Regions from separate parts of the Homo sapiens genome. Here regions 1, 3, 4 and 5 are each linked to region 2. The links are chromatin loops, found by intact Hi-C in ENCODE. Cell type or tissue: heart right ventricle. All regions are shown on one strand. Each heading gives the region's core, and the rest is flanking DNA. Links, peaks and the distances in the headings are about the cores only.

What was found. Peaks named below come from ENCODE experiments on the same cell type or tissue, not always from the same donor. Only the 100,000 strongest peaks of a DNase experiment are listed, where the experiment ranks them.
Region 1: a loop joins it to region 2, with 20 times the contacts of the local background. A loop is called at or near these places in 13 of 110 quality-filtered maps.
Region 3: it touches region 2 in a loop (2.4-fold over the local background); 4 of 110 quality-filtered maps call a loop at or near these places.
Region 4: a loop joins it to region 2, with 2.2 times the contacts of the local background. A loop is called at or near these places in 4 of 110 quality-filtered maps.
Region 5: it touches region 2 in a loop (6-fold over the local background); 11 of 110 quality-filtered maps call a loop at or near these places.

Annotation. Positions count from the first base shown.
Region 1 is chr5:40,988,073-40,994,532 of GRCh38, forward strand. No RefSeq gene overlaps it. Among named protein-coding and RNA genes, the nearest start is that of MROH2B, 80 kb to the right of the region's middle. In heart right ventricle, for the core only: no CTCF peak of the experiment used is centred there; a DNase peak (open chromatin) is centred at 3,449; H3K27ac peaks cover 2,990 bases.
Region 2 is chr5:41,191,296-41,196,295 of GRCh38, forward strand. C6 (complement C6) reads right to left here. Exons shown (of 18, transcript NM_000065.5): 5 at 4,497-4,638. Among named protein-coding and RNA genes, the nearest start is that of C6, 20 kb to the right of the region's middle. In heart right ventricle, for the core only: no CTCF peak of the experiment used is centred there; a DNase peak (open chromatin) is centred at 2,696; H3K27ac peaks cover 2,740 bases.
Region 3 is chr5:41,341,367-41,347,826 of GRCh38, forward strand. All of the region lies in intron 2 of PLCXD3 (phosphatidylinositol specific phospholipase C X domain containing 3), which reads right to left. Among named protein-coding and RNA genes, the nearest start is that of C6, 130 kb to the left of the region's middle. In heart right ventricle, for the core only: no CTCF peak of the experiment used is centred there; no DNase peak of the experiment used is centred there.
Region 4 is chr5:41,508,042-41,514,501 of GRCh38, forward strand. It overlaps PLCXD3 (phosphatidylinositol specific phospholipase C X domain containing 3), which reads right to left and starts at 2,560. Exons shown (of 3, transcript NM_001005473.3): 1 at 2,383-2,560. The coding sequence starts at 2,485. RefSeq lists an enhancer at 2,086-2,914. In heart right ventricle, for the core only: no CTCF peak of the experiment used is centred there; DNase peaks (open chromatin) are centred at 2,280 and 2,620; H3K4me3 peaks cover 2,751 bases; H3K27ac peaks cover 2,162 bases.
Region 5 is chr5:41,267,193-41,273,652 of GRCh38, forward strand. No RefSeq gene overlaps it. Among named protein-coding and RNA genes, the nearest start is that of C6, 57 kb to the left of the region's middle. In heart right ventricle, for the core only: a CTCF peak has its summit at 3,417 (motif pointing right); a DNase peak (open chromatin) is centred at 3,409; H3K27ac peaks cover 724 bases.

The DNA of each region.
Region 1 (6,460 bases), core at 727-5,726, 200 kb before region 2:
TTGCTTCTTATGAGTGGTTGATCAGAAATATCCAATGCAGATATTTCGTTTATCTCTATTACCAGTTCATGCCATGGTGTGTAAGTGCTTTCTTTACTACTGGAAATAGAGTCATTAGCATCTTTAAACTCAGATCCAAATCAGAAAACTTGTCCTTGAAATTCTGTTTCTCTAGAACCACTCTCAGTACATAAATCTTTATTAGGGTTCTTCAGAAAAACAGAACCAGTCGGATAGATATAGATATATGATATCATATATATCCTAAAGGATATATATATATAAAATATATATTTATATAATTTATTAAGTTTTTAATATTTTCTATTTTTGTCCTCATTGTCTTGAGCATATGGAGCACATTTTTAATAGCATTACAAGTTTTAATATATTAATTCAATCAATTTTGGCATTTATGGGTCCATTTCAATTATTTTTAAAAAGTTTCTTTTGGTTAATATTATTTCTTTTTTGAATGACTTACAATTTTTTGACAAATTTTACATTGTTTCATGCTGGATTTGATCCTAATGCACAGCTAACTTACGTAGAATAGGTTAAATCTTTTAGTGCAATCAAAAGCTACCATTAATCTAGAGTTTATATTATGTCCTTCCATTCTGGTTGGTACGAAATGATCCCTCCTTATGTGAATTTTAGGAATTGTTAGGCTTTCTGGTTTCTGGTACTTCTCTCCCTCACTTGTACACAGCTCAGCTTCCAGTCAGCACTCAGCATAGATCAGCAACGGTCCCACTCTGCTGAGCTCCAGAGCTCTCATTCCTCCTTGTGCAGCTCCTTTGTCTCAGGCAATTTACTCTATAAATTCTAATGCCTTGACTCCCCAAACTGAGGTTTTAGTTCTTCAATTCAGTGAAGCCAATGGACACTGTTTGAAATCCACCTACCTGTGCAGTGGCCTGGAAATCGCCACCGGGAAGTAAGCCGTGGCAAGTCTAAGTCTCACCTCATTTGTTTCCCTTCTCTTGGGGGTCATAATCCTTCAATGACTTTTGTCAAATGTTTAAAAACCATTGACTTTCATTTTTTTCCAGTTGATTAAGGTGGAAGAGGAAATCTAATTCCTGTCACTCCATAATGGTCAAAAGCAGAAATTTCTTAAATATAATAGCATTTAAAATAAGCCTCTCATTCAAGTCCAGACATGAACTGCATGGCGGTCTGCTTCACAAAAGTGGAATGCAACATCACTGAGGGTATTTTTTTTTATTTGTTTATTTTTGAGACAGTTTTGCTCTGTCACCCAGGTTGGAATGCAGTGGTGTCATCATGGCTCACTGCAGCCTCGACCTCCTGGGCTCCGGTGATTTTCTCACCTCAGCCTCCTGAGTAGCTGGGACTATGGGTGCGTGCCACCATGGCCAGCTAACTTTTTAAATTTTTGGTGGAGATGGGGGTCTCATTATGTTGTCTAGGTTGGCCTTGAACTCCTGGGCTCCAGCAGTCCTCCCGTCTTGGCCTCCCAAAAGGCTAGGATTATAGGTGTGAGCCACCGCCCCCGGCTTCTGAGGGTATTTTCTTATTTCCATGCTGTGCAATTTTGGGAACAAGCACCTATCTTGGGAAAGAAGCAGCTTCATTTTATTATCCTAGTCATTTAAGCTTAAATTCTCAGTTTTCTTTGATTCACCCCTTTAAATCTTCCAAGCAAAATTATCTCTGTCATTTCTTTTTTCTTTTTCCTTTTTTTTTTTTGAGATAGAGTTTTGTTCTTGTTGCCCAGGCTGGAGAGCAATGGTGCAATCTCGGCTCACTGCAACCTGTGCCTCCCTGGTTCAAGTGATTCTCCTGCCTCAGCCTCCTGAGTAACTGGGATTATTACAGGCATGTGTCACCATGCCTGGCTAATTTTGTATTTTTAGTAGACATAGGGTTTCTCCATGTTGGCCAGGCTGGTCTCAAACTCCTGACCTCAGGTGATCCGCCTGCCTCTGTCTCCCAAAGTGCTGGGATTACAGGTGTGAGCCACTGTGCCTGGCCACCTCTGTCATTTCTTTATATATTTCCTTAGTCTAAAAACCTATCAGCTAGTGTCTGATTTACCAGTTTATCTACTCTGTTAATCATGTCCTACAGCGCTGATTTTATCATTTTACTATATTGATCAAGAACCCCTTTTAGTTGCCCACTGTCTTCTGAATAAAGATTAACTCAATTTGTCATTCAACGTTTGGTCCCTTTGCTATTTGGTCATCTTTATCTCTTAATAAAACTTTTCTGCTATTGTCGAAAGGGCTTCATTCTGTCCTCTGTTGAATGTAACAGATCAGGAAACTGCCACCATCAAGCCCTGCCCACAGGCCTATCTGCCCCATCCACAGGGCAGGCACATTCCCACTGTTTCAACCCTGAGCACAGCCTCTGAGGATTGGATAATGAATGGTTTTCTTATGATTCCACTGGAAGCAGAGTAAAGGTAGATTCAAACACCCGCTATTCTCTTTGAAAAATTGAAAAAGTCCTAGTTAACCTGTACTGCAGGCTAATAAGCAGTTTCCCAGGCTCTCCATCTCCAAGATAGAGCCTCTTTTGACCACTGTGCAGTTAAGAAAGTTCTAGGGTATTGACTATTTTAATCCTCAGACCCAGAATATTTGGAGGTAGTGGTAGGTAATGTAAGAGAAGGGATTTCTTATCTTGTGTTTTTCAGTGGCTCCCAAATTGAAAAAGAAGCTATGAGTCACATATATTTGGAAAGTTATATTCCCCAAATTTATCTTGCCTTTAGGATAACCACATAACTCAATAAATAAAATCCAGGACAGTTCATCCAGAAGGAATACAAATAAGTAAGGATGTTTTTGTTGGATAAAGAAAGTCTGACAAAGTAGAGGTAGAAAGCAAGTGTCCTTTTTTCAGGTCATGACTTGGTGATTTTTTACACACACAGACACACACATGTACACACACACACAAACACACACACACATACATTCTTGTAATGAATTCCACTGTCCCTCCCTCATGTTCCTCGACTCTGTCACATTTTCTGCTTGTCATGGTTTAAGGGATACCAGCAATGCATAAGAAAGAGAAATCTGAAGAAATGATAATTCCCAGGCTGCAGCTACATAAAACTGTTATCAGAAAGTTTTTCTCTGCCAGGCTCCTGATGAGCTCACAGGTTACTAGCCCTTCTAATTGACTACGCATTCTCTATTTCTATACTCAGGAAATCTGAAGGATGATGGTGGGGTTGGAGACTAACTCAAGTAAGAGTAAAAACCATTAGAAAACTTTGCTCTAATTTTAGAGCCTGGTGAGTGCTTCAGAAGTGCCTCTTTCTGTACTTTATCCTTTGAAACAGTGGCAGTAACTGGGACAACTCCAGTTGAGCAATTTCTCTGGCTTCTTTCACTGGAAGCCTATTTGTTTCTTCCTGTCTGTGATCTTTGTTCTTCTTTTTTTCTGGTAAAACTGCCTCCATGGCAGGGTCAGCCAAACTAAACAGGCCTGATTTACCAGCAGAACACTGGCTTCCACTGTTGGGTTAAAGGGCAGAGTTCTGAGTAGCAAAATAATATGATTCAGAGTTCTTCAAAGCAGTGCTTAGCCACTAGGCAGTCCATGAACATTACAAAATCTCCATCCTAAAGTAAACAAAAATTGAAAAATGATTATATGTGCAACTAATAGTGAGAAAAACAACAGGAGTGAGACTAAAAGAAATCTGTAATTTCTTCAAGAATACTTGAACATGCTTTTCCTCTACAACTCTATTTCCCTGAGACTCTCAAGTAGACTGTATTAGTCCCTTCTCACACTGCTATGAAGAAATACCCAAGACTGGGTAATTTATAAAGGAAAGAGGTTTAATTGGCTCACAGCTCTGCATGGCTGGGAAGGATTCAGAAAACTTACAATCGTGGTGGAAGGGGAAGAAAACACATTCTTCTTCACATGGCAGCCGGAGAAAGAAGTGCTGAGAAAAGCGGGAAAAGCCCCTTATAAAACCATCACATCTCATAAGAACTCACTTACTATCATGAGAACAGCATGAGGGTCATTACCCCCATAAGAACTCACTCGCTATCATGAGAACAGCATGAGGGTCGTTGCCCCCATCATTCATTTAGCTCCCATCAGGTCCCTCCCATGATGTGAGGATTATGGGAACTACAATTCAAGATGAGATTTGGGTGAGGACACAGCCAAGCCGTATTATTCTACCCCTGGCCTGTCCCAAATCTCATGTCCTCACATAAAATACAATCATATCTTTCCAACAGTCCTATCAAGTCTTAACTCATTCCAGCATTAGCTCAAAAGTCCAAGTCCAAAGTCTCATCTGAGACAAGGCAAGTCCCTTCTGCCTATAAGCCTGTAAAATCAAAAGCAATTTAGCTACTTTGTAGATACAATGGAGGTACAGGCATTGGGTAAATACACCCATTCAAAATGAGAGAAATTGACCAAAACAAAGAGGCTACAGGCCCCATGCAAATCTGAAATCCAATAGGGCAGTCATTAAAACTTAAGGTTTCAAAATCATCTTCTTTGACTCCATGTCTCACATTCAGGGCATGCTGATGCAAGAGGTGGGCTCCCATGGCCTTAGGCTGCTCTGCCTCTGTGGCTTTGTGGGGTACAGCCCCCCTTCCTGGCTGCTTTTATGGGCTGACATTGAGTGTCTGCAGCTTTTCCAGGTGCATGGTGCAAGATGTTAGTGGATCTACCATTCTGGGGTTTGGAGGACAGTGGCCCTCTTTTCACAGCTCCACTAGGCAGTACCCCAGTGGGGACTCTGTATGGGGGCTCTGACCTCACATTTCCCTTCTGCACTGCCCTAGCAGAGATTCTTCATGAGAGCTTTGCCCCTGAAGCAAACTTCTGCCTGGACATCCAGGTATTTCCATACATCCTCTGAAATCGAGGCAGAGGTTCCCAAACCTTAATTCTTGACATCTGTTGACCTGCAAGCCCAACACCACATGTAAGCCACCAAGGCTTGGGGCTTGCACACTCTGAAGCAACGACCTGAGCTGTACATTGGCCCCTTTTAGCCATGGTTGGAGCTGAAGCAGCTGGGATGCAGGGAACCCTGTCTTGAGGCTGCACAGAGCAGGGTGGCCCTGGGCCCTGTCCATGAAACCATTTTTCCCTCCTACGCCTCCAGGTCTGTGATGGAAGGGGCTGCCATGAAGGTCTCTGATATGTCCTGGAGACATATTCCCCATTGTCTTGGTGATTAAAATTCAGCTCCTTTTTACTTATGCAAATTTCTGCAGCCAGCTTGAATTTCTTCCCAGAAAATAGGATTTCCTTTTCTATCGCATCATCAGGCTGCAAATTTTCCAAACTTTATGTTCTGCTTTTTATTGAATGCTTTGCCACTTAGAAATTTCTTCCTCCAGATACCGTAAATAATCTCTCTCAAGTTCAAAGTTTCACAGATCTCTAGGTCAGGGGCAAAATGCTGCCAGTATCTGCATAGCAAGAGTCACCTTTGCTCCAGTTCCCAACAAGTTCCTCATCTCCATCTGAGACCACCTCAGCCTGGACTTCATTACCCATATCACTGGTCAGCATTTTAGTCAAAGCCATTTAACAAGTCTCTAGGAAGTTCCAAACTTTCCCACATTTTCCTGTCTTCTTCTGAGCCCTCTAAACTGTTCTAACCTCTGCCTTTTACCCAGTTCCAAAGTCGCTTTCCCATTTTTAGGTATCTTTACAACAGCAACCCACTCTCTGCAGTACAAATTTACTGTATTAGTCCCTTCACATGCTGCTGTGAAGAAATACCCAAGGCCGGGTAATTTATAAAGGAAAAAGGTTTAATCGACTCACAGTTCTGCATGGCTGAAAAGGCCTCAGGAAACTTACAATTACCACGGGAGGGGAAGCAAAAACGTCCTTCTTCACAAGGCAGCAGGAGAGAGAAGCGCTGAGCAAAGGGAGAAAAGCTTCTTATAAAACCGTAAGATCTTGTGAGAACTCACTCACTGTCACAAGAACAGCATGAGGGTAACTGCGCCATCATTCAATTACTTTCCACTGGGTCCCTCCCATGACATGTGGGGATTATGGGAACTATAATTCAAGATGATATTTGTGTGAGGACACAGCCAAACCATATCAGGGACTTTCTCACTTGAGTAACCTGCCTGTGTTTGAACTATAGAAATGAACCACAGAGGGCCCTGGGGGACTGACTGGGAAGAGAAGTATCAAGGAGGACTAGTGACAACTCTCTGAGGGGGAATGGTAGGAATATTTGTTGGGGATGAAAAAGAGATCTAAATGTGTCTCCTGTTACAAAGCCTGACTGTGGTGTACTGTATGTTATGAGAGCAAGTAAGAAGACTTTGATGGGGTCTGGCAAGAGAAACAACTATGAAACAGGCAGAGCAGGAGCAGCAGATGCTGAGCTGAGGTCTCCTGAATTAGAGGGGCCACCTCATCTTCAGTCTCCTATGAAGGGCAGCAATATTCACAGGGC
Region 2 (5,000 bases), core at 1-5,000:
AACTCATGATCCACCCGCCTCGGCCTCCCAAAGTGCTGGCACAGGCATGAGCCAGCACTCCAGGCCTGTTCTTTTTGCTCAAGATTGCTTTGGCTATTAAGGTTTTTTGTGGTTCCATATGAATTTTAGAGCTTTGTTTCTATTGCTGTAAAGCAAGTCATTCGTGTTTTAATAGGGATTACCTTGAATTTGTAGATTGCTTCGGGCAGTTGAGTCACTTTAACAATAGTAATATTCCAATCCATAAAAACAGGATGCCTTCCCATTTCTTTTGTGTCCTCTTCAAGTTCTTTCATCAGTGTTTTATAGTTTTCCTTGCAGAGATCTTTCATCTCCTTGGTTAAATTTATTCCTAGGTATTTTTTTGTAGCTCTTATAGTTAGCTCTCTTGATTTCTTTTCCCTCTAGCTCGTGATAATATATAGAAATGCTACAGATTTTTGTATATTGATTGTGTATCCTGCAACTTTACTGAATTCATTTATCATTTCTAGGGCCTTTTTTTTTTTGGTGGAGTCTTTAGTGTTCTCGCTATAAAAGATAATGTCATCTACAAACAGTGACAATTTGACTTACTCCTTTCCAGTTTGGATCCATTTATTTCTTTTCCTTGCCTAATTGCTCCAGCAAGGACTTACAGGACTATGCTGAATAACAGTGGTAAGAGCAGGTATCCTTGTCTTATTCCAGTCCTTGGAGGAAAAGTTTTCAACTTTTCTCTACCCAGTATGATGCTAGCTGTGGGTTTGCCATATACAGCCTTTATTGTGTTAAGTTTCTTCTATTTCTAATTTTTGAGAGTTTTTATCATGAAAGGATGTTGAATTTTATCAAATACTTTTTCCACAACTATTGAGGTGATCATATGTTTTGTTCTCTCTGTTGATGTGATGACATTATTGATTTGCATATTTTGAACCATCCTTGCATCTCTGGATTAAATACTACTTAATTATAGTAGATATCTGGGATGTACTCTGGGGTTCTGTTTGCTAGTATTTTGCTGAGGATTTTTGCATCAGGGATATTGACCTGTAGTAGATTTGTTGTTGTTGTTGTTGCATCTTTATCTGGTTTTGGTATCAGTGTTATACTAGTCTTGTAGAATGAGTTTGGAAAAGTTCCCTTTCGATTTTTTGGGATAGCTTGATAATAATTGGTATTAGTTCTTACAAAGTTTGGTAGAATTCAGCAGTGAAGCCATCCAGTCCTGGGCTTTTCTTTTTTGGGAGACTTTTTGTTATTGATTTAATCTCATTACTCACAATTGGTCTGTTTTCTATTTCTTCTTGATTCAATCTTGGTAAGTTTTTTTTTGTATCCAGGAATTTATCCATTTCTTTTAGATTTTCAAATTTGTTGGCATATTGCTGTTTATAATAGTCTTTAATGATCATTTGTATTTCTGTAGTACCAATTGTGAGTATTGGGATGAATCTTAAAAACATTATGCTAAGTGCAAAAAGGCAGACACAGGCTGCATATTGTAGAATTTCATTTTTATGAAATGTCTAGAATACACAAATTTACATGAACAGAAAGTGAATTAGTGGTTTCCTAGGGTTAGGAGTCAGGTAGAAGGGGGAAAGAAATGAAGCTTGATATCTAATATGTACAAAGGTTTTACTTTGGGTATGTTGAAAACATTCTAAAATTATATCATGGTGATGGTTATATAAGTCTTTGAATACGCTGAAGATGGTTGAATTAGACACTTTCAATGGATGAATTGTATGGCATGCAAATTACATCTCAATAAGGCTGTTTTTTAAAATGAGTGAATTCTGTGGGTTGTCTAAGATGCATATTATATTCAAATAGCTGAAAGCATAACAGCGAGGACTAAAAAACCATTGACCTTATACTGCTTTACACTATGTACTTATGTTTGTCACAAGCAAAAAAGGGCTTGAGAAAAATGGCTCTCAGGTCATGAGGAATCTATGAAGGTGACAGCTATTTGTGGAGAACCTGAAGATAGGATTTTATGGAGGTATTTCCAGCAGACCATGCCTGAGAAATCTTTTAGGAGTTAAGCCAGCTATGAAGAAATTTTCAGTCTTATTCTTTCCTTCCTCCTCTCAGATGTTGATACTGACTTAAAATAATTTAGTGTTTCACATACAGCATTGTTTCTAAAGTGCTTTGATCTAATCTGATTTATGTGTCATACTTTGTAACTTTTTGAATATAACTAGAAATATATAAATCAAAAATATATATTTGTGTGTATGCATGTATTTTCACATATATATGTGTGTGATCCCTACTCACAGATCTCACTATTTTGCCACATAGATGAATGTGTCCTTTCAACTGTGTGTGTATCTATACACACACTAAGCCTGGGTAAAAACAAATAGCATGCTATTATTGCCTGATTCTTGCTTCATATTTAGAACCTAGTGACTGATGTTGGCAATGTAGAAATTTTTATATCTCTTGTTAAAATTTTTCTTGGAGAAATATCAGTTAAGAAGGTCAGCCACTCAGGAAGCTATTTTTTTTTTTTTTTTTTGTGGTTAGAAATATGTTGGATAGCAGGATTGGAGAGGCAGAGATTCTAAGGCCAGCAGATTAGAACAAGATTACAGTAAGCAATTCTCAAAACTCTCAGTCTCTGGGGAGGCAAGGAGAGGACTGGTTGTCCCGAGCCGGCAGGCTTTGCTCATTTCTCAGAATCACTGGGACAACAGCTCTGGTTGGCAGAGGGCCACGTCGTCCTTCAGCCAAAGTACACATAGCATGTGGTCCTCCCCATCTGTAACTCTAGAGTCTAGATCAACTGAACAAAAGGTGATTTTGTAATGTCACCCTTCATCAATCAGAACATTAGAAAATGTGATTATCAGTGGGAGTTTTTGGCTGACGTTTTCTTGTAGGCAAACCAAGAGAAGGAAACCATTTCTGCACATGGATAAGAATATGTTGTTGAAGCACTTTCATCGAAATCAGCACTAATTAGAAATTCTTAGGACAGAACATCACATCAGTTTATAGTCATCCAACATATAGATGAGGAAACCGAGGCCCAGAGTTGTTAAATAACTCGGCTGTGGTGTAGTGAGATAATGTAGAACTGGTTCTAGTTCTACATTAGAACCAGCTGAGTTATTTAGAACTCAGCTCCTCTTACTTTCAGACTAATGGTTTTTCCATTTTACTGGTGTCCTCGGGTTTGGTTCAATATTTTCTGGGTTTTATTCTAAATCAAATAAGGTTGTATTTGCAATTGTGGCTGTTTGTCTTTGGTGCCTCGAGTTTTCATATTATGCAACTCTGGCAGCATTAAGTGAAGATTCTAATTTTCTAAAGTCCAATATGAAGCAATAGAAATTGATAGCAAACTATCTGCCTTCTGGCCAAAAATTTAAGAGGGGTTTCTTTATTATGTAAAGGGGAGAGTATAGGAGATTATCTTTACTGATTTTTTCTTATGTTTCAAATTAAGGCTCAGTTTTTCTGTTTTCATAGCCTTCTCTTATATTTCCTAACATCATCTAAAACACAGGTTCAGTCTAATGAATTTAGAACCCCTGGTAAAACCCCCAGTGTGCTCATGATTGGGTATTCCTGTAGTAGGAACACTAGAAGAAAGAGCTATGTGATCTCCTGAGGTTTCTTCCAGGGTGTCTCATTTGTAAGGTAGATGTAGTCCTGAATCAGCATGAAATCATGGAAAAAGCCTGGGTTTTGAAGTCTGGATTTGAATCCTGGTTCCACCATTTGCTAGTTGGTAGACTTGGTCAGGTTATGTAAGCTTTCTGGGACTCGTTTCTCAGTTTGTAAGCTGAGACTGGATGGTAATATAGGTCTGGCTTCTGCCATTAGGCTCTGCTGACCTACCCACACGTCACACAGCCTATGGGAGAGAATACCTAGCTATATTCACTTCACCTCTTACTCTCTTACGTTTTCACACCCTTGTTGCTTAGCCCTCTCTTTTTTTCTATATTTGCTTAACTTCTTTCCTTTTGGCTTTATCGCTCATTATTTGACTCTGGGTTTGCTTTTCATGCTGGAAGACTGGTTTTGTTTCTCTAGTGTTTTGGCTTTCAACCCACCCATAGGCATACTTTTATCACACCCTCTTTCTCCATTTGCTCCTGACATTTCTGAGTGGTTACTCACCCATTCAAGGCCTACCTCCAGGACCCCACCCTGGCACCTCCCAGCTTGATGGGCTTAGACCAGTCTGCTCTAATCCATTCCAAAACTTTCTGAGAGATGTATGAGAAATAAAACAAGCCATGTTTATGAAGGGCCCATAGCATTGCCTGGCACAAACTATATTTGGAAATGCTAACTTTTACTTCTCAGGAGTGAGGATCATGGCCACATACCTCCTGAACATGGTAGCTAAGTATCAGAGATAGGGCTGGTAGGAGTAGTAAGAAGTTAATGAGGAAGATGGACAATGATGTATCTCATTGCTCCCTCTGACTCATTTGTTCTGATACCTGTTCTCCCCAAGATGATAAAAAGATGTTACATACCCATTGCCCATCAACTGTACACTAGGGATGGGATTATACTTCCGTGTGCATACTGCCTTTGTCCTCCCACAGTCCCTTTCATCTGAATTGTCTCCACAGTCATTTTCTCCATTGCATTCTAACTTTCTGGCAATGCAGCGGCCTAGTCAAGAAAAGCAAACAAAATCAATGCAACAAATTATCATTTTAGAAAGTATTTATTAATTTGAAACTCAAATGCTTTAAATTTCAAGGTAAAGTTGAAGGCAAGTCTTCACTGTTTTTGATAGAGTTTTAGGGAGCACATAAAAATGGAGCGATAAACTGATAAATTTCCACTTGTAAGATTATAAGGGTCACCACAGAATTATTTAGTTGCTGATTGTCTTTAAAAAGAGAAATAATCCTAGAATATAATTCCCATTACAGTGAGCCGCTATAGAGATCATGTTCAGTAGGAGAAAATTAACAAGAGGTTCAGAATTTTGTTTTGATCTAGGATGGGAGACTCAAGGTCACTGTTTT
Region 3 (6,460 bases), core at 820-5,819, 150 kb after region 2:
CTTTCTGTGCAACATGCAGCATGAAAATACATCATTCTACCTCATGATTACTAGGAAGCTTAGATATAATCACGACTATGAATACTCATGCAAATTTCAAAGTGCCATGCAAATTTCAAAGTGCCCTACAAATTTAAGTTGTTCCAAATAAATTAATGATTTTGGATTATGTAAATTGGAAATAGTCCTGTTCCTCAGCTGAACTTTTCACTTGTAAATGGATTGGGTTACCATTGGGTTTATAAGGTTTACCTGTTTGCAATATTACCTCTTGTAGCTATGAATCATTCCTCTACCTTATAAAAGGCCATAAAGGGTGGGTGGTGGATAAATAGGCAAGGCCATGGTAGAAAAAAAAAAGTTCTTATCACTTATTTTTACATCTCTTGGAATCTCCCCGTGTTGCTAATCTCAAATAACTTGAATCTAAAATGAAAGTTGTCATCTAGTTATTGTGTACCCATAGCTTATAAATTGTGATGCCATCATACTGCTTAGGTGCCAAACAACTCACCTGGATTACAAAGGAGCACATTCTTAGCCATGCTTTACCTCTCAAGATATGAGTCCACAGTAAGAAATTTCCACCATCTACAAGAAGGCTTTGTTCCAATAGTTGTAGAAAATGAGACTGGATCATACGGCTGTGATCTAGTGAGCTCCTGCCTACTCATCTTTCTATTTAGGGATAAATATGGGTAACTGGGAAAGGATTTGTTACTTTTGGAAATGAGCACAGGAGTATGCAGATGTGATTTTGAGGATACTGTGGCCTATAGGGTATCCATATATCCTTTAATTGATCAAGATATTATCAGCTCAGAGTATCCTACTTTGGAATCCCTCTAATGATGTAATAGTTTTTGTTCAATCCAGTTATGCCAAATGGTTACTGCCTGCCAGGCACTGTGTTAGGCAACAGAGGTGCTGTTTTAGGTGTTGAAGAGCGAGCCTAGAAAAGTATGTGAAAGGAGAGACTAAACTTTCTAGTTTAATCTAGAAAACCTGAATATATATTCAGGAAATAGTACTGATTTCACCATCTGTCAATAATTAGATTTTATTGACTCTGTTTCCCAAACTTGTTAATAATGGAAGAGAAAGTGTGGGCCTCAAAGCAGTTGAGGCCAAAAGGCAGTTTGATGATTAAAATGAAGGTTCACAAATGATATCTTCTTGGACATACAAAATTGTGCAGCTGAGTACCTTCCAAAACTGAAATAAAATGTACAGAAAGCTTTGTAAATTTAATGTGGGTATTTTATTACCACTTCACTATCTCATTCTTTATCTAGGTTTAGTATATCAATATATTGAGTCAATAGAACTTTTGTAGGAGAAATTTCAAAACAGAAGCAAAATCTCCAAATGCAGCATAAAATATTAGTAGAAAAGGAGGAGCTAATTCATTCCAAAAGTTAAAAACTATAAGAATTTATAACATACTTAGCTATTTTAATAAGCTGAAAATGCTTGCTTCACAATTTGAAAAATATAAACAATGATGCCTCCTTTTTTGTGGTGGGGATAGGCCTTGTATCTAAGAAGGATGATTTCTAGACAAAAGCAAGAATAATGGATGGGTCCTAGAAGTCTACAGTTCTCAAAACTAACAAATCAGCAGCTTCAAAAATCTAATTGTTTGAATGCAGTGGGTACAGATTTTCTTTTCATTAGAAAAATGTAAAAGTTTAGTGATAATTAACTCATTATCATCAACAAAACTGTGCTATCAAACTTGCTGCAACTTCGCACAAGCATAGGATCCTTAGAGCTAAACCTAGGTAGCTCCACCTTTTCCTGTTCTGGCTCCTTACCCATTTTGGGCTTCTAAGTAAATGAGTACATGAGGACCACTTTATTCACCATAATTATAATAGAAAATTGAATGAAAGATATTAAAATTATGATTTTTTCCTTCAAGTGGAATAACCTTTGTATGCAATCTGAAGTTTTTATGTTTACTTGAAAACTAGTTGTTTTGCTTCAAAAATCTCTTTTACATAAACAGAAAAAAAATCAATCCAAAGGCAAAGAAATCATCCATATATTTGGTGAATATATTGAAAATGAATTACTAGTAGGCAAAAGGAAAATTGTTTGCTTATATGCAAAGTAAGTGACTTATTTTGGCTAAAATAAATGGTCTATTCAGTTCTGAAGTCAGTCAAAATTTCTAACCCCAACAGGTGGTTTCACAGGTACTACTACTAAAATCACAAACTTAGTTTGTGTCTACATCTTGAACTTTGGATTGAAATAATTTAAAATCATAACAGTGTCTAGACTGAGAACGTTTGTAGTTACAATGAAAATCCAATATACTTAAACCTGAAGAAAACAGAGAATATCTTCAGCTAGAGGAGAATTCTGACATTTTTTCTGATCTTAATGAAAACGTGGTTTAATGTCAAGTCACAGTCATATTAAAACATTTTTTTCCTAAAGCCCAAGCATTATGTTTGCTATACACAAGGCCAACATTTTCATGAATTGTGTTATTTACTTGCTTAAGCACAATTGGATGATTTGTTTGTCTGATAAGAAAATTCTTCACACCTCAGGCTTCCATTTCAACTTCAAATAAGTAACAACTGTATTGCTTTTTTTTCTTACGTTCTTGTATTTGCTCTAACTTTTAAATGGCATCTATGATTCTCCATTAACCATAAAACATTATCTTGAACTGAAAAAGTAATCTTTCTAAATTGATGTTCTGAATTAATGGGCATGTTTTAAAGGAACGATTTCAGATGGACTTCTAAAACATGAATAATACATTGGTCATAAAGAGCAGGCATTAAGCTAGCATTTAGAATCACTCCATGAACACAGAATAGAAGAAGACAAAAGATAGTTTGTCCAATATTTTGTTGACATATTTGGCCAGAAGATTAAGTGCCAAGTCATCCATCCAGAAATGCGACTTATTTTTAGAAAGAGTAGACTCAATAATTAAGGTTTCAGATTTATTCAGCTCTTATTCAAATAAAAGGTAGAACTTTTCACATTTTTCAGTTATTTTCCACAGCAAAATGAAAATCTGAAATCCAAATGATCAACTCGTCAATTAAAGAAATATTTGAATCTAGAATGAGAAATCCATTTTCATTTGTCACTTAAGGAAAGTTATTTTTGTTATAAGTTTTATATTCATAACAGTTCCCATTATTTTGCTCTTATAATTTTAATTCATTTGTTTGCCTAGAAATTGTTTTAGATAAGAAATATAAAAATGCGGCTGATATCTATGACTGACATCAGTTAACAGAAGATCATTTATGGACAAGAAATTATATGAATTACTAAAAATTACAATATTAAGTTCCTGTTGGAAAATTTTTATTTCAAACCTACAACCATTTAGAAAAAAATATCCTAATTCAGAGCAAGCCATGTATCAAAAAATCTAAATTCTCTTTTACTTCATATAATTAAAAATTATATTTATGTTTCATTAAACTAATATAAAGAATCATTCATTCAATATATATGTATTGCCCACCTACTCTGGGCACTAAGCACTGAGGAGTTAATGGTGAATAAAATCAAATCATTCCCTTCCTTCATACAACTCATAATCTAGAGGTAGGTGGGTGTGTGCAGATGTTAGCAAGTAATCACAAAAATAAAAGCATAATTACAAACTGGTTCTATAAACAAAATGATTCTATTACAGCATATAATAGGGAGACTTGGACACAGTCAAAATAGTCAGGATATTGATTTGAGTATTTTCTTTCCAAAAGTCCAAATAGTAATTGATGAAGCAAGGCAACATTAGATTTGTGTCCAAATAATATGATCTCTGCAGACTTGGGCTTTCCTTGAGATTTTTCCAAATGATGTCTTTGGCTAAATCTAACCAGACAAGACAAAATAACTTGAGAGCAAAAATGGAATTCAGAGATCTAGTCTAACCCTCTTATTGGATAGATGTGGAAACAAATCATGAGAGAGGGTGAGTGGCTTGCCCCTGCTTGTTTTCACTCAGTGGCAAAGATGAAATTGGAACCCATTATGCTAAAATCCTGTCCAGAGGTTATCCTTCTTCATATTATTCTGGGTCTGGTTTATCTAACGTTATCTACTCTGATGCACTAAGGCAATAACTGGAATAGCAATATGATGATAAGAAAGCCTAGAGAATGAGAATATTCATAAGATAACATTGTTTTCTGAACACAGCCTGTCATTCAGCTCAGGCTAGTAGTGAATAGAAAAAAATAGCTTATGCAAACAGTCAAATATCTTGGTAAGTGTCCAATTATTTACCATGTTTCATCCTTTACTCCAAATTTATACATACATATGTGTACACACACACACACACACACACACACACACACACACATTCAGGTCACTAAAGCCTCTAACTTTACAGATCCCAACTTTAACTCATTTAACTCATGGTTAACTCCATATTTAATTTTTGCTACATACTTATTTGCCTTTATCCAAATGAATATTTATTAGAGCAGTTTCTTTTCTTTTTTTCTTTTTTCTTTTCTTTTTTTTATTTTTTCTTTTTGAGACGGAGTCTCACTCTGTCGCCTGGGCTGGAGTGCAGTGGCACTATCTTGGCTCACTGCAATCTCCACCTACTGGGTTCAAGTGATTCTCCTGCCTCAGCCTCCCAAGTAGCTGGGACTACAGGCACCCACCACCACGCCTGGCTAATTTTTTGTATTTTTAGCAGAGAGGAGGTTTCACCATGTTGGCGTGGCTGGTCTCGAACTCCTGACCTCAGGTGATCCGCCCGCCTCGGCCTCCCGAAGTGCTGGGATTACAGGCGTGAGCCACCATGCCCAGCCTAGAGCAGTTTCTAGTTTACAGAAAACTTACCCAGAAAGTACAGAGAGTGCTCATATACAACCCTTACTCACCAACACCTAGCTAGTTTCTCCTATTATTAACATCTTGCATTAGTGGAGTATATTTGTTAGAATTGATAAACTAGTTGTAATATAGTATTATTAACTGAAGTTTAGAGTTTACATTAGGGTTCACTCTGTGTTGCACAGTTCTATGGGTTTTGACAAATGCATGATGTCCTCTATCTACCATTACAGTACCACAGTTTCACTGCACTAGAAATGCTCTGTGCTGTCTACCTGTTCACCCACCCTCCCCTAAACCAAAACCTTACAACTGATCTTTCGCCTTTACTGTCTCTATAATTTTGAATGTGTATGTTGTGGTAAAATATATATTAATATATTTATTAATTTAACATATAAAATTTACCATTTTAAATATTTGTAAGTGTAAAGTTCAGAGGGATTAGGTACATTCACATTGTTGTATTATACAACCATCACCACTCTCCAACTATCTCTATAAACTTGCCTTTTACAGAATGTCATATGGTTGAACTTACATGCTATGCCGTCTTTTCAGAATGTCTTTTTCACTTATCAATGTGCATTTAAGCTTCCTTCCTGCCCTCTTGTGGCTCATTTATTTTTATCACGGAATAATGTTCCATTGTATAGATTTAACAGTTTGTTTATCCATTCAACTACCGAAGTACATCTTGTTTGCTTCATCTTCGTTCCTTCTAAGTTTTGGCAATTGTGAATAAAGCTGTTATCAACATCCACGTGCAGGTTTTTGTATGGATATAAGTTTGCAATTCATTTTGGTAAGTACCTAAGGTTGCTATTACTGGATCATATGGTAAGACTAAGTTTAGCTTTGTAAAAAACTGCAAAACTGACTTCCAAAATAGCTGTTCCATTTTGCATTCCCAACAGGAATGAATAAGAGTTTCTGTTGCTCCATATTTGGTGGGACATTTGGTATTGTCAGTGTTTTGGATTTTAGCCATTCAAAGTCGTGGTATCTTGTTTTAATAAATTGATATTTTAGGATTTTCCAAATTAAAATGTCAAAGAGATGCCTCAGCACAGTAAAGTTAGAAAAAATTAGAAAAAAATTCTTTACCTATTAAAATGATTTCTGGTTCACTAATGGCAAGGCTTGTCACTTAGTAGATTTGGTTTACTCTGGACATTTATTAGATCAGATTCATAGATCTTTAGCAATCTCTCACTCCAAGGAAAGTAATTTATCTCTCCTCTGAAATCTCACAGCACCTCAACACCTTATAGACACCATTCTACATTGTAACAGTGTATTGCTCTGCCAATCTTTCTCACTTAATTTTGGAGTCAAAAAGGCAGGGAGCTTGGTGTAGCTGTGTCTGTGCAAGCACAACATCTGTAGATACTAGTTACCAACCTATAGTTGTTTTTTATTATGGCAGCTATTAAAGGAAGACATGGAAGATGAATGTGAACTCACCCTGGTCTTCAGTTTTACTATTTTCTCTCTAACACCTTTGTCCTGAGTTATAATTGTCTCAGTCTTTCCCTACTCTTAACACCAGATCAACTGGAGGCGCTATTATTCAAAGAATCACCAAAGAGGTGCAGGAAAGACTGAGAGAGGAAAAACA
Region 4 (6,460 bases), core at 693-5,692, 320 kb after region 2:
TGCGAGTATTCAGGAGTATAGATTTGATGAAAAATGTTGGTCTATTTTTTCTCACAAGTATTGGAGTGAGAAGGGGAAGCTTTACAGGAGATCCATTTGAGTATAATACCAACAGGAGCTGGGAAAACAATATAAATTCCCATGGAAGCCCAATGTCATCATCTTTATGTCTGTACTCTAAGATCACCCAGATACCAAAATCTCTCACCTCAGGTTTTTATTTTGTCCCAGGGCAGGAAAGGAAAATTACTGTGTTCCCACTAATGCTTAGTTCCTTTTTTCTTAACCCTGGTTAGTCACAGTTGCTGCTGAATCATCCAGATACAAATCACAAAGCCTTTCCCTCCAAAATTCATAGGGTATCTTCCCAAAGGTCCAAGTAAGGGGTCAGATCCCTGAACTGATAGGGATAAATAGTAAGTCATTTGTCTTCACTTAGCTTCAGTTTTTTCATCTGTGACATGGAGGTAATAGTGCCAGCACTCCCTGCTTCATGGGGTTTTAGAAGGATTTTGTGAGCTGGTGTACATAACAGGGCTTTGAAAAGTGAAATATTACAGAAATGTAAGGTAGACTCAAAAAGATATCATACCATCTCAGAACTAGATAAACAAACATAGGCTTTTAATCCTGTAGCTCTAGAGAGTCACCTGCCAGAAGGTTTGCATCACAGTGATTGCCCTTCTTACCTTCTATGCATATAAAAACATTCAGGGGAAACCATGTGAAAGAAGCTGTCTAAAATCCAAATAAAAATGAAGGAAGAAAAGGAATGGGAATGCCTGTGGAAGTGAGAATGGAGTTATGCCAAAGTTGTGCTTTCTACTGTCTCCTTGAAAAGAGCAATCTCCAGGCTTGCCTAGGTAGCAGAATAAGTGCTGCATGGAGAAGCTGGGGTTGGTTCTTTTCCTTGGAGATTCCTGGCCGGTAGCAAGCTATCTGTTGAAGAAGGACGAAAGGAGACAGCCCCTTCTGTGGATAGCACTTGTAGTAGCCTGTGCCTGCCATTGCTGCCAAACATCCACTTGACTAACAACCATTGATTTGAGGGACTGATCAATGGCAGCACTCTTGGTTGGAGCATCTAGTGATTTTCAAAATAACCCTTCTTTTGTTTTTGTTTTTGTTGTTTTTTTCTTTATTATGTTTTCCTCCAACAGCTGAGAGGGGGCGCTGGATGGGGCAGATCAAGAGGAGGTAGACCATAACGTTGAGTTTAATAGCCCAGCTCAGCTCAGGGCCAGAAGTGAACTGTTCATGAGTAATTTGCCCTCCAGCCCAGCTCTGAAAAGATCAAGTGTGTGCTCCCCCAGCCCAACTGCATAGCCAAATTGACAATAAAGTATGGCCGTGTCCCAGCTGTCATTGTTGTAAACTGTCCTGAAACGACCCTCACTCCTGGATACCTGATCTAGGGGGTTGTTAGGAGCTGCCACCCTAGAAACCTGCCCAGTCTCTGGTCCAAGTCGCACACATCAAGCTGAAGCTTCTTGATCCCTCAGGTCTCTTCCTCGCTTTGTCCACGCTTCTTTCCTTCTAGACTGTCTGGACACATTCTCAGTCACCTTTTCCGTACTATTTGCCTATTAATCCCACCCCTCCGCTCAGGTCACGCAGGTTCCCCTGCCCAGCTTCTGTCCCGAGCAGTAAACATACGGTCCGCAAGGGTTTGCTTTTTTGACCTGGGCGAAGTGTGTTGCCAACACGCACTTGGACCAGACTCGAGACAGCGGCCACTCGGCCAGGTCCCCCGGGGTCCAAACCGATACGAAATGGTGCCCTCTGCCCGTCGCCCCCTTGGGCTCCTTTTCAAGGGCAGCTATCACGCCGCCTCTGGTCCCTGAACTTTCATCACTCTTCGGGAAGCGCTTTGTCTTTTTAAAGGAGATTGGGGACGAATATTAATGACTGTAGCCGAGAATCTATCAAATCCGCCCAATTCCATGCCAGGGATAGACTCAGGTCCTTGCACCGAAGGCGAGCCCCTGACACTAGCTCGCGTTCTTCACACACGGTCACCCCGCAGACCCAGAGATTTCTCCCACTTCCCCAAATCTGCAGGAGAAACCATAGGAGGGGGTCACGAGGCACCATCCTGGAGCCCAGCTTCTCCTCTGCCCCAGTCCTCCGCATACAACCTGCTTCAAAAGCCCAGGAGAAAAGCAGTCACCTTGACTCTAGCGCCTCGGTCCTTAGGGGTTTGGAAAACGCCAGGAAGCCCAAGGCTACCCGGCACGCGCTCGCCTGGCCTGAGACCCACCCTGGAAGACGAGTTTCCCTCCCGCGGGCATCGTGGCAAGTTACCACTTAGTGGCAGATAAAGCAGGGCGGGGCAGGTGGAGCGGGCGCCGAGCGCCTAGCCCGCAGCCCCTGCGCGCCTACCTGGAATGGCTAAATTGGTGAGGGGGATGCTGTGCATGCTCTCCGGCAGAGTTGCCATCCAGTCGGCTAATTTCAGCTCGTTTTTCCCCTGAGACGAGGCCATCGTGCCAGTCGGCGTGCAGCGCGCTGGTCCCAGCACTCCTCGGGCAGGCTGGCAGGCTGCTGCCGCTAATCCAATGTTTGCTCTAGCCCCGCTAGAGTTTACACTCCTCTCTGCGCCACACCCACAGGATGGCGCAGACACATGCTAATTTTAATAATTATTCAAAACACCCCGTGCTCCCTTAGTGCCTCCGCCAGACTCCGCTGGAGCTTTTGTTCCTGACGTCCGTGCTCAGCTCTCTCCGCTCTCCCCTCCCTCCCCAACCCCCTCCTCCCGTCTTATCCTTCCTAGGCGTCTCTGCCTTTCCTCGCCATTCTGCAGCTTTCCCTGGTTTCTTATTTTTCTTTTCTATTCATTTTTTTCCAACTGCTTTGCCCATGGCTTGCTCGATCCTTTGCTGTGACTTTCTCGTCCTGTTTGTATGAAAGACAGTCTTGCACTTGAACCTAAAATCCTAGCAGACTTTGGGATGTTATTGCCTCCTGAGGAACAGACTTCTCATGCTGGGTTTCAGGGCTTTCCGTCCTTATCAAAGAGCTTTCCTTTTTGTAATCTACAACAGGTTATACCTTTCCTCAGCCAGAGACCACAACCCTGTTTATTAAAAAATGATTATCTTTATTCACTCTTTTGCCTACTTTGTGAAATAGCTGGTAAGTATGAGTCAGTGAAGGGCATGGTAAATTCTAGGTGGTTCCTACTTAATCCTGGGTACCTTGCTCCAGACATTTCAAAGTCAAGAAATGCTACTCCCCCTTCTTTTCTCAGATCATGAGAAGTCTACATTATTTCCATGGAGAACACTGCCTCTGTCCTGTCAGTTTCATGGCACTCAGGGTAAGACTGGAGCCTTATGCTGGAAGAAAATCGCCACATCTCCCAGTGACATGCTCTAATTATTGCCAGTAGCATTTGGTGGAATGTATTTGGCACCATTCAAAGTGATCTATGTGACTGTCTGCATTTTCATTCCTTTGCAGACTGGAAAGATGTGCCTCTCTCAAGAGAAATCACTCACTGGGCCTCCAAAGAACTGTCTGGGTCCACCTGCTCTCAGATGAGTAAAAGGAGAGAGATGAAGTTTTACAAATGTAATGAGAGCAGCAGTGGCCTGAATAGGAATTATAAGAGATGAACTGAAAGTGTGCTGGGCTTTTGCAACCCAGGAAATGGAAATGCAATAAACAGACCTCTGTTCTTTCATGCCAGGGTTGTGTAAATTTTTATTTTTCTATGGGAAATGCTATTAGATTGCGGAAATGACAATCAACATAGGAGACAAAGAGAGCCATGAAACATGAGAATAATTATTCAAGGTTAGTAAATCCATTTAATCCCAAATAGCATTAAAAAATAAGAAAAAACCTAGAGCCTACCTTATTTTCTACAATGATGCTAAGTCCTAAGAATATTCACCCCCAAATGGGGAGCACTATGGGAAAGATAGAGGAGAGGCAACGCCTTATTTTGGTTATCAAATTTTCCATGCCCCTTGTAAAATAAATTCATACCTTCAAGAGGACATGGTACAGTTATCTTTAGTGATGAGGAAGAGATATACTGAAAATTTTCCCCAAATAAATCTTAATATACATGCTAGTACAATAGAACCCACATATCCTTTTAATTAGGATGATAGTTTAGCTTACTATAGGACTCTTGGTCAAGAGATCTACAAACACCACCCTTCTGTAAGAAACCTACAAACACCACCTAATGCTGGTGGTCTCAGGGCATGATTGCAAGGCAATGAGGAAAATTCAAATCTAGTGGTCAGCTGCTCTGTCTCTGAGTAGTTTGGGCAAGTCCTCTAGTCTCTGCTAGCCCCAGTTTTCTCCATTATAAAGTGGTAATAAGAACTCAGAGATTTGTGGTGAAGCTTCCAGAAGAGAGTGCATACATGTTTAAGATAACAGGATATGTGTATTTACCACTCTTTGTCTTTTCTATACTTATGAAGTATTTTTTTCAAAAGCATGAAATAATTATTGAATCTGGGGTACATTTTTAATAAGACACATTTTAGAAACATGCCCTGTTAAAGTATATTGAGCTTATGTGGCCCTAAAAATTTACAAAGCATTTTTTACAAAATGAAACCACCTTAACTGGTGAGGAAAGTTCCCCTCTATAAAGAATCATACTATCTTTTGGCAAAACAAACTAACAGTCCCTTCTCTGTTTCATCTGATTTGCATTTCAGGATTTTAAATGTCTTGGTTTAATATAAGTTATTATCATTTTCTACATGCAACCCATGAAAAAAGATAGGCCTGAAAGTTGATAGTTGTGAATTTCTTTCCCAGCCTTATAATCAATATTTTGGGCAATTATATGACCCAGTTTCTCCATCTTTCTATCACCAACCCTGCTACCACTTACTAAAACACATTGGGACAATCATGTAATTTCTCTGGGCTTTAATTTTGTCACTGGATTAATCAAGGTTCTCCAGAGAAACAGAACCAGTAGTATATATATAGAGAGAAAGAGATTTATTTTAGAGAAATTGTCTCATATGATTGTGAGAGCTGGCAAGTTCAATATATGTAGGGCAAACTGGAAGCCTGGAACATGAGATAAGAATTGTTCTTGCAGTCTTGAGTTCAAAATCTGCAGAGCAGGCCAGCAGGCCAGGAACTCAGGAAGGACTTCTATGCTGCAGTTTTGAGGCAGAATTGCTGCTGCTTCAGATAGCTTTAGTCTTTGTTCTTAAGGCCTTCAACTGATTTAATAAGGCCTACCCACATTATAACAGGTAATGCACTTTACTCAAAGTTAAATGATTATAAATGTTAATCACATTGACAAACATCTTCACAGCAACATCTACACTAGTGTTTGACCAAGCAATTGGGCATCACAGCCTAGCCAAGTTGACATATAAAATAAACCATCACACCCACTTGCAAATTAACTAGAAGTTACTGCCAAACTCTATGGCCCCCTTTGACTCTATTATTCTATAATTTTATTTTTTTATGATTCTTTCTTATTTATATAGCTGCTCAAAATAGCAAAAGGAGGCATGTAATATTTACTTTCTTTTTTTTTTTTCCAGGCTGGAGAGCAGTGGTGCGATCTTGACTCACTGCAAGCTCCGCCTCCTAGGTTCACGTCATTCTCCTGCCTCAGCCTCCTGAGTAGCTGGGACTACAGGTGCCCGCCAACACGCCCGGCTAATTTTTTTGTATTTTTAGTAGAGACGGGGTTTCACCATGTTAGCCAGAATGGTCTCGATCTCCTGACCTCGTGATCTGCCGGCCTTGGCCTCCCAAAGTGCTGGGATTATAGGCGTGAGCCACCGCGCCCAGCCTACTTTCAATTTTTAATTCATGCAGACAGCTCAAGATATAGACCAACATTTTTTTCCCCACAAAACAGATGAGAAAATACCAATGGTTTTTAGTTACGGCATTAATAGTAGCCTGCCTCTGAAAATCAAATGCTTTTAGGCATAAATGAAAAGAGAAAAATGACCAATTGCAGTGGCTTCGTGCTACCACCAAAAGTTGTTTGTGTAATGCTCTGCTGTCCATCAAATTCATATAACACACAAAGCTGATGAACAAGGATACTCATCTGGAGCATTTTCTCACTTCATATCCTCTTCCACCCATAAAAATACATAACTCTTTGCTATGTATTTTCTTCCATTAGTTCATAATCTTTCTTAATCATTGGAGATATATATTTTATTTTTGTCACTGAATTGATTTTGAATTATGTTCTGAAAAGCAAGGGTTTTTATAGATCAGAAAACTTTAGAACACATTTTTGTCAAATAATATTTTAAAAGAGGAACTTTTTCTAAAACAATTCTGCCAAATTATTTTTTTAAACACAGTGTTCTAAAACAAACACTTACAGAGTCAGACTTAAAACATGTCCAAAAGGGCAATAAAGAACCTTTGTGAAATTAACTATTAATAATAAATTTTTTTTTACCATTCTCTACAACTTTTATGTAGGTAT
Region 5 (6,460 bases), core at 702-5,701, 77 kb after region 2:
TCATCGGTAATAACATTTACTTATAAAAACAGGTCTTCTGAGGACTTCAAGGCAGGACCAATAGAACTGAGCAGAGAGTAAAGCGCACAAAAAACATTTAGTAACTATTGATTGATTGATTGAAACATGAATCAAATTACTCTTATCTTCTTAAAAGTAATAAAGTTATATCTCTGTGGTAGCCATCCCAAGATGGCTGCCTTTCTTTCTCCTGTGCCTGTATTATGTGCTATTCCCTTACCAAGAGATGAAGCTTATTCCGCCACATCCTTGAATCCCACCCTGCCACTGATTTAACCATTAGAGTACTGACACTATATCAGGTCTGGTCCTGACCTTTGGGAGTATAACAGCTTTCACCTTGGTCTCTTGGAGGCCAGAGCCACCATACATAAAGTTCACCTTCAGTGCTGAAGAGGTACTTAGACTACATGGAGAGAGAGAGAGGCCCATCTTAGCCCAAACTTCCAGCCACCCCCACCCTGGCTCTTGGAATGCGAAGAAAGCTGCCTCAAACCCTCCAGAACAGCTCATCTAGCTAAATATCGCAAAGTGACCACAGTCAATGCCTCAAGGAGCAGAAGAATTATACAGCTGAGTCCCGCTTGAATTAAAGTCAGATAAAATATTGAGATATAATAAAAGATTATTGTTCTAGATTACTTAGTTTGGGGGTAGTTTATTATGAAACAATAAATAACTGGAACACTTCTTTATTGAACAAGTATATAATTTTACTTTTCTATTTTTCTATATTAGGAAATTAGAAAATAATTCTAATTTTCTGTAAGTAAAATTTTGCTGACCCCCCTACTCTTATCCCAAATAAATACAAGTTAGAAAGATTTAATAATGCTAATTTCAAGCTTTGCTATGTTAAGAATATGTCCAGGATATCAGCATTAAGAAAAGCTATAGCTAGCTTCTTTATTTTATAGAAAGGAAGTTAATTGTAATGTGATTTATGGTGCATAAGCTACAGTATCAATTTCTTTCCCCATAAATGTGCCCTACCTTTTACAGAGAAGCCAATTGAAGCAGTAAAAATTTGTCTTAGTACAGGCATTTATTTGGCCAAAAGAATCCTGAAAGAATGACTGTTGTATGTAAGCTGTTTCAGTCCCTTTCTTCCCCTTTTCCTTATCCTTTATTTAATATTTCCATTTTCATTTTAGACTCCTAACTCACTTATGTATGGATTCTTTCAGGAAATCTTTATTGAATGCCTGCATTCCTGATACAGTCCTAGGCACTGAAAAAAAGGGTATGATTACTAAGAGATAGTCATGTACATCAAAGAATGTGAATTCTATTACAGGAGAAAAATATATTAATGCACAGTGTCCACAGGGTACAATAAGTATAAAATTGAAGTAAGTGCAAAGGTGAATGAGAACTTAGTGCCTACAACAGTAGGGGAAGTTATCCCACAGAAGGTAAAGTTGGGTCTTGCAAGATAAATTTTGCAGACAAAAAACAATAGAGACATTTCAGGCAGAGAGAATGACATCTGTAAAAGCATGAGAAAGTAAGGCAAAAATGGCAAAACTTCCATTGTTAATATAGCAAAGAATTGACAGGAGGGCAGGGGAATAATAAGAGATAAATAATGGGCTACAACAGTTGTGGGCTGAGGGCAAAGAGTGAAGAATGCATGCCATGAGCTGACAGTCAATTAATGTTTACCCAGTGCTCCCTACAGGGCCTACTAAGTGGGTAGCATGCCCACCACCACCTCCAACTGATTAGACCTGGCCTGCAGCTAGTTCATCTTTTGGCTTGAATGTGACCAAGCAGTTTCTCCTGCTTGGGCATTTGTCTTACTAGATAAGGTCAATGACTGTACCTGGTCATATAGTATGCTTAATTAAATGGTTATGTAGGCATGACGTCAGTTCTGGTGTCATGGCAAGCCAGGACCACAAGCAAGTGGGCAGCAGAAGCACTATAGACTTGCTGAGTCTGTGGATAGGAAAATGGAACTGACATGCTGAGAAAGGCAGAAATGAAGGACCATGTGATCACAGTAAACATTAGAGTGAGACAGAGCCATTAATAGATCCATGAGAAGAAGATCATATCTGGGAGAAGGGTGTGAGATTATACAGTCAGACCAAAGGTAGCAGAGACATCAGCCAGATGGGGACTTGGTTTCATCCATTGGCTCTGACAGTTACTTCTGACTTCAGAAAGAGTGCTTCTCAGGTAACCTGATGTCAGAATCTAGACACTATCATTAGGAGTCTGAGTCTACATGGAGTGTCTATGAAATAAGGCAAATAAAGTATAATGTATACTGATGATTTCCTATTGACTAAGGTGATGGGGAATGGCTGCAAGGATGAAGAAATTCAAAGCACATTCAAATGGGACACCTCTCTCTAATTATGTTATGATGGGCTGGCTTTCCCTTTCTTCCACTCAAGTCCTCGTATTTTGAGGAATGATTTGAGCTCTCCATTCTTCTGAGATGTGTTGCTTTCTCTTTTATCAATGATCACAGCTAACGCTGGTAATGTTCCATTGACTTAATCTACTTAAAACTCAGCAAGGGCTGGGTGTAATGGCTTACTTGAGGCCAGGAGTTCAAGACCAGCCTGGGCAACATAGTGAGATTTCATCTCTAATTTAAAAACAAAAAACAAAAACAATCCAATAAAACTCAGCAAGTCCTCACTTTAGTCTAAGTAGTGTTCATACATTGAAATACTGGACACAGGACCTCAGAAAACTTCACTTTTTTAAAGAAAATAGTGTAGCATGAGGCTGTGAAAAGCTGGAGTGAAGTAAGCTAGGTTTTGCATTGTGATTTTCTTACCCTTGGGATCTTCAGACTATGGTTCTGGAGGGTGCTTAATGTAGGCTATGGTGGTGTATCTAGTAGAACAAATGCCTAAAATATAACAAGAATTTCCTTGTTGATGGGATAGCTGTTGATGCCTTATCCACAGCTGTCCTTGGATTCTCTTTTTTTCTGGTGATACAGAAGAGCAGGAAGAAAGGGTGTAACAAGTAATCCATGGGAGCAGCAGGTATCTTTAAGGGGGTCCAAAAGCTGCTTGAGATCCACTGCCTGTTGTCATATCACGTCCACCCTTCAAAGGATCCAAGGCCTAAAATCTTTGAGAAAAACAGTTCTTGACTTTAGAGCAACAGTAGAAATCTTTACTTCTTTTCCAATACCGTTTAGAAGAAGAAATTAGAAAAGGGGGAAAAAAATCAAGCAATGAGCAATGACCAAAGGAAGGAAAACAACAACAACAAAAGAAAGTCCTCTGAGGAAGATCAGAGTTGAGTTTTATATGTTTATTACTGGCTGAGATATAATGGCACTTGAAACCACAGAGCTGCTTTCCCTAGTTGATATATTAGCCGAGTACCTGAAGTCTGACTGCCCTTTGCTTACCACCAGGGTGCACCAGTGTACACAGTATTCCAAACTTCTAACTCATCAGGGTTTGTTAGCCTTTAATAACTGGGCTAGTCAAAAGTTACTCACTTTTGAAAAAGACCATTTGGAGGGAATTGAACCTGTAAGATACTGTTTATCAAGCCACAATTCTGAAATCCTCTGGATTTTAAAAATTACATCTACAGTCTGCTTTGCTACAACAAGTATTTTAAAATGAAAGTTAACTCACATGCATTGGTAATCAGGGGAATTATGTAGCACAACAGGGCAGACAAATTGAACCAAACATGATTTTTCCCAGTATGTCCATCATTTGACATGATCAAGGGTAAGTTTCCTCACAGTTAAATAAAATAAAACTGTAATGACATTTGCAGATCTTAAAAAAAAAAAAGTTGAAAAATCTCAAAATGTCTTCTGTTTAGTCCAAGATAGCAGCTGGTTAATGGCCTTAAGAACTGCTATGCTGTCCACTGTGCTAAACTATCTGAGGGTAGCGTAAGTGAAGATTAGAACCTGGAAAGACATTTCCCTGTGTTAAAACAAAATGACAACAACAACAAAATACATTCCTGAATCATATTTTTATTTTGGATGTAACTGGCTTGTATTAAAGCAACTGTTTTTAAAGCCCTCCATTTCCAAGAAGAGAGCTTTAGACACCGGAGGGTAAACTGATTCAGGTTCTAGGGCGAAGGCAAGTGGAGATTTAACTCTGCTAGTGTTCGCTTTAGGATTGTTACTGCTTTTGTTAGTGCCCTGGCCAAAAAGTGCTGTAGGTTTTGAGGGATCTGTTTCTCACACTGTTTTTCTCCATGAACCCTATTATGTTTAATGCATGATTTTGAAAAATGTGAGAATGCACGTATATATAGTGATATGGCAGAAACACCTGTGCCGAGAATTTTTCTTAAACATTTGCTTAACCCTTACTAAATGCCAGATGTTTTTCAAAATATTTTATATACATTAACCTATTTAATCCTCAGAACAATTTAATGAGGTTGGTTCATTACTGTCTTCTTTTTTACAAATGGACAAAATAAGGCAAGGGAGAATAAATGAACAGCAAAAGGATGAATGTTTTAAAAGAATGTGAATCTGGATGGGTAGGAGGAGGAGGTCCTATTCTTTAAGTTATGCCCATGGGAGGGCTCTCTTAAATGGTGAGTTTGCTGGGAAATAAGGTTTCATTAGAATGAGGCTATGTAGAAGGTAGCATACAACCTCATTTGATGAAAACTGGTTTTTAAGCTTTGCCACATGTGTTTAAATGCACAAGCCATTTCGTTTTTAACTCAGTGAGGCACATATTCCTCTTTCCAAACTTTTCATCAAGTTGTCAGTAGATATTCCATATGAAGTAATGCTATGTGTGATGAACTACAGTGATTGCACAAATTCATATCTCTAAAACTGGTTATTATGGTAACTTAGAGTTTATTAACTGCATCTCCCTTTCCTCCCTCCCTTTCTTCCTTCCTTTTTAACTCCTAAGTTAGATTACCTACTGAGATTGGCTAAGTACAAAGTCAGGCCAGACATGGAATATGGAGACCCTATAAATCTCTGGTATATAAGCTTCTAAAAGGCTCACTTGATTACTTCTTTACATGAGAAATTGCTGCTTATAAAGAAATTCTTTTAGAAATTGATTTAATGTGAGTAAATAAAATTTCAATGGTAAATAAGCATTGTGTGTGAGCTGTCTATGGTACAAGCTTCAGACACCAGCAAGCAGAATGTGGTAGGTCATATTATCCTCAGCTGCCTTTCTGTGAATCTGAAGATTATTGAAAACGATTCTTGTTTCCATAATGAGTTCATAATGCAACAAAGAATGACAAGAGTTTACCATATCACTCTGATTGTATTCTGGGACTCTGGAAAGAGAAAATTCCATCATTGAATTACCATTTTATTTGACATTTCATAATGAAATGAGAATGCATAAAAATAGGAAAATAATGCATGTAAATTGATAAAGAAAGAAAAGTATGACATTGTATTTTACAATTCCCCCTTCCATTCTTTGTAACAAAATGCTTTTTTGATTTATTTTTAAATTTTCCATTTGGTGCCAAGTACCTGAGTGTTAGTTATACTGCCAAGAACCTGAGGGTTAGCTACACTCTTCTTTTGAGAACAAATTTGGACTTTAAGGCATCCCAGTAGTTACAGATTAGTGTTTAGCAAAATGTAGGCTAAGAATTATGTCTATCAGAATCACCTGAAGTGCTTGTTAAAAAACATAAATTCTTAAACCACAGTCCTATTTACTAAACTACAATATTTGGATGTGGGGGTCTAGATCTGAACTGTTTTTTTTTTTTTGTTGTTGTTGTTTTAAACGGAGTCTCACTCTGTCACCCAGGCTGGAATGCAATAGCGTGATCTCAGCTCACTGCAACTTCTGCCTTCCACCTCCCAAGTTCAAGCAATTCTCTTGCCTCAGCCTCCCAAGTAGCTGGGACTACAGGCACATGCTACCATGCCCGGCTAATTTTTTGTATTTTTAGTAGAGCTGGGGTTTCACCGTGTTAGCCAGGATGGTCTTGATCTCCTGACCTTGTGATTTGCCTGCCTCGGCCTCCCAAAGTAATCCTCACGCCTGGGATTACAGGCGTGAGCCACTAGGCTCGGCCTACCTCAACATTTTTTACAAGGTTCTTATGGCTTTTACACACACTAAAATTTTGTGTGTGTAAAATTTGGGTTTAAATCACTGATTTAGAAAATCCAGAGAATTTACAATAGGTATAGTTGTTGCAGCCAGGCAAAAAAAGCCATTGATTGATTAATTACTATAGATCCCAAGTTTTTTTCTGATTAGACAGGCTTTGTTTCTTTTTTTTTTTTTCTTTTAATTTGCAGTTTATTGAGTTTTATGTTTAGCCTTAAAAGGTCTTATCTTTTCCAAGATTATAAATAATACTCTTATATTGTTACATTTAAAGTTTTGATTCCCTTGTAAGTTATTTTTGTGAAAAGAGTAAAGGAAACATCCAGTTATATTTATTTTTCAAATGGCTGACCATTATCCCATCT